2 separate regions of the Mus musculus genome follow, and region 1 is linked to region 2. The links are chromatin loops, found by intact Hi-C in ENCODE. Cell type or tissue: left cerebral cortex. All regions are shown on one strand. Each heading gives the region's core, and the rest is flanking DNA. Links, peaks and the distances in the headings are about the cores only. Region 1 overlaps Grm8 (glutamate receptor, metabotropic 8). Region 2 overlaps Grm8 (glutamate receptor, metabotropic 8).

Region 1 (5,388 bases), core at 327-5,326, 110 kb after region 2:
GAGGGATCAGTGCTTGTAATCATCTTAAAGCAATATTAGATCAGCCCCCAGGGGTAGTCCTAAGTCATACTCTCCTTGTCATATTTGACTTTTTCCATCTTTCATTTGTATATAAAAGTGTAGAGCTTCCAGAGGGATGAAGGGGAAATTGTGAAAACTTAGTTAGGACAAAGTGCTGCAAGATCCTGTCCTGGGAGTTCTTCAAAGAGCATTTCCAGTCTCTGTAGCTATTTTATCAACATGTATATTTATCTGTGAGGCTGTAAATCCATTCTATTACTTAGAAAAAACAGATCAGGGCAACAGAAAGCAGCATACAGCAAACTCTTACTGACAATTAGTCAGTGATATATCTTTGTAGATAGGAGACATTATTGGCAATTAAATAATATTTTATTTAAAAATTACTCTTTTGTGTTGGTAATTATGATGTTGTGGAGATGCAAAACTATCTCTTGACTACTTTAAAGCAATTGAGAACTTCAAGGAGGAAATTATGTTGATCACTTAATGGTTAGAAGTTTTGGTTCAGGAGGAGATCACAGGGTTGGTTGAGATTTAACTATAATTACCTGGAACTAAGAACCTAAAGTTTTTGAAATAAGATTCTCACTCGAGAGTCATAGGTGCCTGAAGCCTTTCTAATGGATGTAATAGGACAGGAAAATTTACTGTGCTCAGTGATTTTTATATTTAACATGTGCTCTATGGCTGTATTGTGGCAGAAACTGTAGAGAGAGACTTGTCGAGGTGGCAGATGGGGTTAATTGATTTAATTGGACAAGTGTTCATACCAACTGTGCCTGTGATACCATAATCCTTGCATTTTGGAATTTTAACTCATATCACCACGGCTATAAAAATGATTCAAATGCTTCCATTAAACTTTAAATTATATTATTTTCTTGGAAAAAAGTCCCATGTTTATCCTTAAAGGAAATGCCCCTTCAGATGAAAGCAATGACTTCTGGAAGCAGGGTTAATACATTATTCAAGCAGCTGATGTCGGCTCTTACCAGAGTGATAATTCAACATGTGGAGGAAAATAGGAGAGTGTATATTGAAATAAGTTTTCTGCAGTGATTCGGGGCATTCTTCAATGCTGGGACACATTTTGTGTGCACGGAACAGTTACTATGAAAAATTCAATAAGGGCATAATTTGCCAATTGTAGAATGTGAAGTAATGTATTGTTGTAAAAGTTAAGTGAGGTGCAACTAAAATAAGAAGGACTTGATTTTCTTTTTAGGAGGCTTTCCTGAACATTGAGAATACTGTCACATGGGAAGACCTAGGTGGCCCTTCCATCATTACTGTTTCTATCTGAGTCATTACTATGGAAGAAAATAATTTTAGCACCTCATGGATGCTCCTGATTACAGAAACACATTTTTTTTCCCTGTGTTGATCCTTTCAGTATTCTGTGACTTGATTGGCTGTCCATTCTATTTCAGTTCTCACTTATCTGGGGAATGGAGGAGGGATGGATTGTCACTTAATATGCAGAATGTTGAAAAGGCCAAATTAGTACCATGCCAGAGTGTGCCATGGAATATATTAAATATCAGAATCATCCCTCATTTTAATGACAAAGATTTTATCTAGAACAAAAATAGCTGGAAATTCAACCTTTCACATGACAATGATATTAATGGGAATGGCAAATAGTAGCAACTTAACCCATTGCAGAATTATCTGATGACTCTAATGAAAATTCATTAGTTCTGTAACATTTGCCAAGCTCTCACCATGTTAGTAGTGTGTATTTAGAAACCTGAGTGTCTGGACTGAGAGAGAGTTAGTTACGTTCAGGTTTTGGAATATCTGTCCATTGATAAAGTTATGTATTCTCTCAACTTGTACACAAAACTCTATTCTCTGTTCTGAGTTTCTCTCTTCAGCAACATTGATTGCTAGAAAGTTCCAGTATAAGTTGAGGCAGCCTATGTTTTATGTCTGATTAATTAAGGTAGATCATAATGTAACGTATTAAAATTCATTTAGTGATACATTGCATGTCCAGTTTAATTAGAGTGTTTTGCATTTTAACAGAATCTGAGTTTCTAGACGTAGTTTCTGTGAATCTTGGAGAATGAAGATTATGCATTAATGGTAGTTAAGAACAGACATTGACAATCGCTCATTTCTAGGCAATGTCCCTGTTGAGGAGATATAGGAGGCATTTGATAGATTTGATATCTTAGCTGTCTTAGTGTCAGTCTAGCCATATCTTATAGAAACTTTTAAACAAATAACAATATATGTTCACAGAAAGCACAGTTTGACCAGAATATAGTACACAGTAAAAAAAGCCAAATAAAATAGAGAGTTAGATATCGATACACATTTGAGTACTATAAGTTATAAGGTATTGATGTTCTAAGTAATTGCCAAAACTTCCGAGGGCTGAGGAAATCTATCAGGTTGAATATATTAGTGGAGGATGGAAGACTACATAAGGGGCCTCTGCAGTATCTGTCTTGGTTTAATATAGGGGTGTGGCAGTAGAAATAGCAGAGTAGACAGACAGGAGAGACATTTCTGAGATCAAGTTTACGGAACTTGGTAACTGATTAAAAGTAGATCTCGAAGGCCAGACAAAAAGTTACAGCTGACCACGGAGCTCTGTAGCTGCGCAGTTCAGAGAAGGCAAGCACAGTCACAGAAGCGGAGTGGGGAGACGTGTGGAGTGGGGAGACGTGTGGAGTGGGAGCTTGAGTGGGGAGACCTGTGGAGTGGGAGTTTGAGCTTTCTCAGCAACATCTTTGTGGAGACGAGCAACAGGAGCATTGGTCTAGCTAAGCGGGAACGCTCAGCACCATCTTACAAAGATCTGAGTTCAGGAGGCAATGGTGGGTGCCGAGGCTGAGAATGTAGAGAGTGAGAAACAAAGGAAGCCAAGAACAGACTCCTCGGCAGAGATTTCATGAGAATTATGGCTTCATACAGTAACGGGAAGCCAAGATCGGGACAGTGTTCTCTCTTCTTGGTGGATTGGTGGCCATAGGTGGCTCTTAGTCACCTTTGAAGACAGTTTTTATTATAGAAAATGTGCATTTATTTTCTTTGGGTAATTTTTTCATTCAAGGACTATGAATAGTTTTTAATAAGAGAGTAGGAATTTTTTTTTCCAGTGACCAAAACCAAACGTGTATGCGCAGTTACATAGACCCACACTGTGTGATCTAGAGAGATGAGTCATCTTTGCAGAAGTGCCAGAACAAAGAACCATCTGTGTGATTTAAGTTGTTGCTCATTGCTTCTCACCTCTGCTAGCAAAACCCTGAAACTAAGGTGCTTCAGGGGTGTGCTGATTCTGAGATCTTGGAGGAGAATCTCATCTCTCTTGGAGCTTCCGAGCTGTGCCAGCAATCTTCGATCATCCTTAGCTTTGGAGACACATCACTTTAATGACTGCGTCTTAAATCACATAGCCACTTTCTATGTTGTTGTAGTTCTTTGTGTTCTGTTGTTAAAGAGATGCAGCCATATTGGATAGACCCACCTTACTAGTATGATCTCAGCATGAATAATGTTTGCATTGTCTCTATTTCCAAATGGTCACATTTTGAGTTACAGAGGTGAGGATTTTAGCACATCTCCATATGTATGGTTCAATGCATTACAGATGGTCTCAGAGGGGGTGGTGTCCAGAGAGAGGAGTGTGTCTGCGGGGCAATCCCTAAGAACATGTTAACAAATAAGCATGGACACAGGATTTAGTTAATAGAGATGCCTATAATACACTGACTTCAGAAGTTCCTTGGCATTTTATGCAATCCCACTGTTCTGGTCTTGATTACAAGAATAGGATGGCTTAGTATATAGTGCAGGGTTCTAGGTATATGTGTGATCCCAGCATCTCTATTTCCCTGGTTCATGTTGTCAGGAGCTTCCAGCAGGAATGTCAGAGACAACAAATACGACTATATACTGGTTGTGGAACTACTTTACATTGTTCAGTTTCAAAAACCCGTTATTAATAATAACACCTAGAAAATGATAAACATCCATACTGTGTCTTCTAGCCTAATTTATTTCTATTTTCCCCCTGGGTCTCCTTTGGGTTGAGGGGAAGGAGTAGCTTAGTAGTTCCTGGGTTACAACTTATTCATCATCCATGTTACACACCCTCAATGGTTAGAGCCGCGCTCCTCTATTTGTCTTGTTTTAATTATTCAATATAAGGTCTCACGGATACTGTAATAAAGGGGTTGATGATATTTGATCATGTTTTACTATCACAAGCTGGGAGGCTTGTAGCTCCTGACTCAGTAAATGACTTCTTTGAGTCTTTAGACAGTTTCTTTCACATCCTTGTCTTACCTTATTATTCTAGTTTTAAAGGAAGACAGGATAATAAATGTTAATGCTGCTTCTATCATTATAAAGTGCAAGGAAGCCATGGCTTTATCTTTGAAGATAAAAGGAATTTGTGAAAGGAGGATATCTTTTCACTGTAGATTTTCACAGTAAGGAGACACACCTCCTTTAATCAGTAATCATGTTTGTGAATGACTTATCGAAGATGACAAGCTTTCAAGCCATTGTTGCGAATATCACAAGGGGCAGGATAGACCTAAATCTGTCAAGTCTTCTACTGTATGTGACTTTTCTTCTAATTTACTGATGTTGGACATTTCTGACTATTATTTGACATGTGTTCAGAATCTTAAAATCTCAGTGTTAGAAAGGACTGTGAAGAGAGTTGGCAACTTGCATTTAAATAATGGGATACACCGTTTAAATTAATTAACTTTAGTATGTAAAATGATACTTGCCCCCCAAATTTGAGGTGTGATTCAGTTGATCTCATCTTGGTGAGAATCAAACATTAATGGGACACTTCATTCATATTATAAAATTGACAACTACCCACTGATCATATATATATATATATATGTATATATATATATATATATATACATATATTGTTGAGCACATTATTTTATCAGAAAGAACTTCCCCCCTTAGGTTGTAAATAAGAACCAAATTTCTATGAGTAAAAATGGATTTAGTTTTAAGATTAAAACAAAGTATTTTCAATGATGGAAAGAAAAGCATACATAAAGAACAGTTTCCCCCTTAGATGTTCATTGCTTTGGAAAAATGACTTCCAGTAGGCAAAAATCAATTTGACAAAAGCATTAATGTTCTAAAATACTATGAATGAAAGGAAACATTTTAGTTCAATTGAAATTTTTACTTTATATTCATACAGCTGAGTTCCATTGATAACACTACATTTCAAGTTGCAAATCACATTTAATTAATATTAACACCAGGTAATTGGCAAAAATAACTTCAAAGGAGGGCTGAGGAAATCGCAAATTGGAACTGCAGGTGCAGCGATACTGCAGAGGCTCTAGTGGGATCCAAAGAAAGTGT
Region 2 (5,388 bases), core at 307-5,306:
ATGTCTGAAGATTGGAGCTTGAACTTGTGCAGGGACAAAGGTGGTAGTCTCAGCCATTGTCCAGACAGAAGCTGCTGAATTCACAGTTGTATTAGATCTCCCTGCTCACCGCACTGTTCTTCTCCCACTGACCAGCAAACAGCTGAAGTCTTGGCTGAGCTTCAACTTGGACAGTGGCTTCTTGGCTTTGTAAAAGATGGTAGGGACTTAATGAGCTTCCCTTCTGATTTAGCACTTGGGTGATTTCTTTCCAACAGCTGCTGTGTCTTCTTGCTCTTTATCAAATGAGGTTTCCAGGTGAATTTACTTCCTCAACAATTTCAGGATGAAAACTGAAGGCACAGAGTCCTGGTCTAGGTGTTAAATCTTAGAGAGAGAGAGAGAGAGAGAGAGAGAGAGAGAGAGAGAGAGAGAGAGAGAGAGAGAGAGAGAGAGAGAGCCAAACTCTAGGCTATATTTAACAAACGTGGCAAGTCCCTCGGCTTACAATTGGCTTGCCCTTGGTTTCTCACAGCAGTGGGGCATCGGCAAATGGAACCTCTACTTTAGGAATTTATTTCTCCCAGATATTGAAACAAACACACACCGTGCAGCATTCCAGAATAAAACTTTTGTAGGAAATGGAACTGGGGACTACATGTTGCCAAAGAAACACTAGGAATTCTGGGGGTGGGGGAGTGGGGGTAACTGGGTTGCTTGTAAGCTGGGAATCTCAACACTTCTGCACAGTGAAATGACTGGAAACAGATGAGCTCTGTGATCATCGGGCAGGGGTGAGGAGGAACATCTGGGAGGGTCAGAGCACTCGGGTGAACAGAGTCACGTGCACTGCCAAGACCCTGATGACTGGGGAGCTCTGAGATGGACAAACTAGGTGACAATCAGGAGAGCCATGATAGAATTTCTCATGAATCTTCCTATCCAAGGGACTCAAGTGGTATGTACAGCAGGATCAGGCTCTGTACTCTTGTAATGTGGACATACACATGCATCATAGCTCTCCACTTGTTATCCAAGTCACTCAATGTGTTTTTACATTAGCTTTATTGCCTGTGAAGCAGCCGTTGTAATAACCACCTGTACTTAGCGTGATGGCTGCTGCTCCTTCCTTGCTATATATTGGTATTGAATTCCGTAGTCCGGATCACTACTTAGACCATGACTAATGCTCAGCAAATGTTTGTTGAATAAAACTGAGTTTTTCTTAGGTTTTGAAAAAGTCTCATCTTCAATCCATTGACTCCCTTACTTGTTGGCTAATACAGTTTGCTGTGCCATTAAGATAGAAATATTTGGAGTAAGGGCTCAGAAAAATAATGATCAAATGCATAGATAATAAATGTAAATATTTTCTCTTAGGAATATAATACATAGCTTATAAAAATTAGGAATATATAGCCCACTGTGTGTTTCATCACTTATGAAATATAAATTATTAGGCAACTACTCATGTTTCTTTCCAGCTATGTCTTCTCGTGTGTCATAAAAATCTGGATGTAGCTTCTCCACTCTGTAAGAAATCTTAGCTATTGCTTGGTTATTGCTTCCTTTTCCCTATCCCCATATGCATTCACGTTTGTAGGCATACAAGCCATGTCTATTTCATCTCCTGGCTAGCCTCTGAATCTGACTTGTGCACCTTTTCCCTTATTGTCTTAGTCCAGCTACTGTCAACTCTCATCTACATTAATGCCGTAGTGCCCTGACTGATAATTAAGGTCTTCTAAGAATGTCTGTGGTAACCGATGATTGAACTTTCTGCTGGCAAGCTCTCCAGTGCTCATGCAAGAGGACTTATGAATGATTTAAACAGCTTGGATTTCCATGGGCTTGCAGAATGTTGGAGGTGCTTGCTTTCTCTCCTACAGAATTATGTATGAGCAGGCTGCTGCCGAGGCTAGTTGGACGTGCGTTTGAAGTGCTCAGAACTTGAGGTTGTTCTGAAGCTTGTAGCGCTCATGGATGGAGGTATATTAATTCTGAGTAAATAAAATTCACCATTATAGAAGACATAGTTCTATGGCAACCCAACACAGAAAGATGAGAAGACTGTTCCATGTGTATTATACAAGCATAAAGTGTTTAATCTAGATTTCTCTGACAAAGTCTGCATGTTCACTTATAGTGCAGGGAAAGGCATATAGGGCTATGGAATTAATAATTCAGAATTCAGAGTTTGAACATTGCTATATCGACTAGGAAATCCCAAGTTAAATGGATGAAGAGAATCAAGTCAGTTCTTGTAGAAGATGATGTTACCACATTGGGAAAGCTTATTGATGGCTTCCCAGGATGGCTATGGGAGCTGACTTGGCAAGGACCACAGAGTATGTTGGTGGAGTGGTATGACTGCATCGCACCCACAAGGCTGTACTCTCAATGTAGGAGGATGGTGAGGAAATGCTCAGATGTAGTGGTTGGGTGGAGAATACATTTGTCAGAAAATAGAAATGTGTGGTTCAAAGACTGGCTCTGTTGCTGGTGCTTTTGGTGCCAGTGGCTTTCAGTTTTCTCATCTCTCTAGCCGGCAGGGCCTCCTCACAGAGCCCAGATGCTCTGTGGCTTTCAGAGCATCGGGTTCATCAGTCCCATGGAGTGAGGCTGTATGAGATAATGTCCATGAATAATATTGCTTCCAGGAGAGGGAAGGGATCTGTTTTTGTGTATACATGCCTGCAGAGAAGGGAAAGAGGAAGGACTAAAGGGAAATTTGTGGAATTTAGTTGGAGATCTAGAAAGAAGTTGGGTACACATAGAACTGTGGGATTCAGATGGCCAAATTTGATATTAGCAAGTTTTCTCCTTTTGCCATAGATTTCCCAGATGAGGTATGACACATTGCATACTCACAGTGAGTGTAACAGAGCACAGGAGATGACAGCCTCATACGTCAGTAGCATCAAGGGGGCACGGGAGATTTGTTAGCATGTATGTCTCCTATCTGACTCATGCAGAGGTGCCTGGGAAGATGGTCCAAAAGCCAGTGTGGAGTGTCGTGACAGGTTAGCTTTGTATTTATTGAATACAGCATCTGCTAATAGCCTCAGATGTGAGGAGTTTTGAAGGAAGTCTGAGTCTGGTCATTCAAGCAGTAGTGGAAATATGATTGGATTTGTATGCATGGGCTGGTGACATCTGGAATGCTTGGAGTTGTGTACAGTCCCTTGCTATGATTATGCTATATTTAATAGTATTCACACATGGTGAGACAAAAAACTACTTAGCACTGATTTGCAAGTGAATCACAGAATTTTCAGTCCAGGAAGAAACTTCAGGAATCATCTATTTCAACCCCCACAGTTTAGAAATTAGAATCAGAGCAAAAGATGGGAAGTGACTAAGCCCTGGGCTGTCAGGCATCTTAGTAGCAGACTTAAGACTGTATCTAGATCTCTGGGGTTCTAGATTTGGTCAATTTATGACAAAAAGGAGGAAGTAGGTTTCTTTATTATTATTATTATTATTATTATATCAATAAGGAATATCAAATACCACTTGGTTTCAATCAAATAAGAAACTCTAAAAATCCTATTTTCACCATAATTGTATTCCAAAGTCCCCAGAGACTTTCTAAGTGATAGCACCTATTTAAAGAGAAGGGTCTAAAACTTCAGCTCTGTGATTAGGTTTCAGCAAAAATTGTGTCTTTGGCTACTACTGCATCTTGGCTTTCCCTCCCTGACAGATTTCTGTCAAGTCTTGTGGTATGTTTACTGCTGACAGGAGCTCAGGCCTCAGATATCTCTTGCTCCTACCCTAGGAGCAAGCTCTTCTCTTTCTTCTCCTTCATGCTCTCTTCCTAGGAACCACTCTCAGAATCTGTCCCCTTCTGTGTACAACTCAAGTGTCACCCCTTAAAGGACAGCTCAGTGCCCTGCCCTGCCCTGCCCTCCCCAGGTTTCTGCCTGTTTCAGTGGCTGTCAACACAAGGTGCGCCCCAGAGGACATTGCCAATGTCAACACTGGGGTGCTAATAGGAGGTGGCCAGGAATGGTGCCAATAGTCTCTACTCCATAGACAGTTCCTGAGACTCAAGCTCAGCCAGTAGCCCCAGGATGGATAAAACCATTTTCATTCAGTCCTTTTTAGCTTTGCTATTCCCCAAGACTGCACTGAGGGCTTATTTATTTGTTTACATACTTTCTGGTCCATTTCCTCCCATTCCTCCCTCTCCCCTCAGTGAAGCTTCTCCAAGTCCAGGAAATTTGTTTTGTTCATTGTTGCATAAGCTTTCAGAACAGTGCTGTGCACCTGCTAGGGACTCCATAAATATGGATGCGACCGATGGAATGAATGACTCTGTCACCACTGTTAGAAAAACAACTCCTGGGGCTGGCCACATGGACAGTGCATCATTCTCACAGATGGGAAAAACACAGCACATACAGATTCGGATGTCAGTCCTGATGCTGATCAGGGTCAGTACACTTTTTTTCTCCTAGAAAACCAACAAAGGATGAAGGTTACTGAAGACAAGTGGGTACTACCCGTGTGACAGCTATCAATGCAACCCAGTGACTCAACTTACTGTGGTCAACTCTGCTCCTACTGAACAGGGATGGAAATGAAGCCATTTGTGCAGAAGCTACAATTGGCAAAGAGTAACAACTTATTGATTCCTGCTGTCCAGGAAGGCCATGTTTCTTCTTCAGGTCTTTTCAATGCTAGTCTGGGTTGAATTGAGAACACAAATTCTACTCAAATGTATTAACAGCTTTCTAATGTAAGCTATCAGCTGTGAAGAAATGAAAAGAATGATTTGAAGCACCGGAAAAGGCCTGAGTCTCAAGCTGGTTTATTTTACTTTGTATGTTATAAATAAAAAAGGAAAGAAAGAGCAGTCTTGCACCAATGTCAAGTTGGAGATTGCCTCAGTACCGCTTTTTCAATAGAACAGAATAATATATTAGTAAGGGCACCTCACTACCAAATGCGATTAGGAGCTTTGTGGAAACAACGACAGAAAAGTGCCTTAATGGCTTTAAAATCCACAGATGGTAAATCAAGGAAAAGATGTGTTTATCACCCTCCGAACACTCTGTAAAATGCACATTGCAAGACTAGGATGCTTCTAATGGCAACTTTGAGAAACCTCAGAAGGATCGTTTCCTCTCCGATACTCAGCTCTTCCAGTGTCTTGTGGCAGTCTGGGGAAGCCACTTTCCTGACCACATAGCATTGGTAAAATGCAGCTGGGCCAACTCCACTTTGCTTGGAGCAGCTGCAGAGAAGAGCCAGGGGGTCAGATAGGTATAATCATGGGTATGCCATGTGTTTCATAAAGGCTTGCACAGTTTGATATAGAATAATGAACACAGTTTAACAGCTGGTTTCAAGTGTTTGAATCCTTTCTGGCTCCAATTTTAGTTATGTGCATTAGTTATGTGA

What was found. Peaks named below come from ENCODE experiments on the same cell type or tissue, not always from the same donor. Only the 100,000 strongest peaks of a DNase experiment are listed, where the experiment ranks them.
Region 1: a loop joins it to region 2, with 2.4 times the contacts of the local background. A loop is called at or near these places in 2 of 42 quality-filtered maps.

The regions. Positions count from the first base shown.
Region 1 is chr6:27,975,398-27,980,785 of GRCm38, reverse strand. The region is part of intron 2 of Grm8 (glutamate receptor, metabotropic 8); the gene reads left to right. Among named protein-coding and RNA genes, the nearest start is that of Mir592, 41 kb to the right of the region's middle. In left cerebral cortex, for the core only: no CTCF peak of the experiment used is centred there; DNase peaks (open chromatin) are centred at 2,932 and 3,231.
Region 2 is chr6:28,089,058-28,094,445 of GRCm38, reverse strand. All of the region lies in intron 1 of Grm8 (glutamate receptor, metabotropic 8), which reads left to right. Among named protein-coding and RNA genes, the nearest start is that of Gm52896, 7.2 kb to the left of the region's middle. In left cerebral cortex, for the core only: no CTCF peak of the experiment used is centred there; DNase peaks (open chromatin) are centred at 1,862, 2,383 and 3,132; H3K27ac peaks cover 1,099 bases.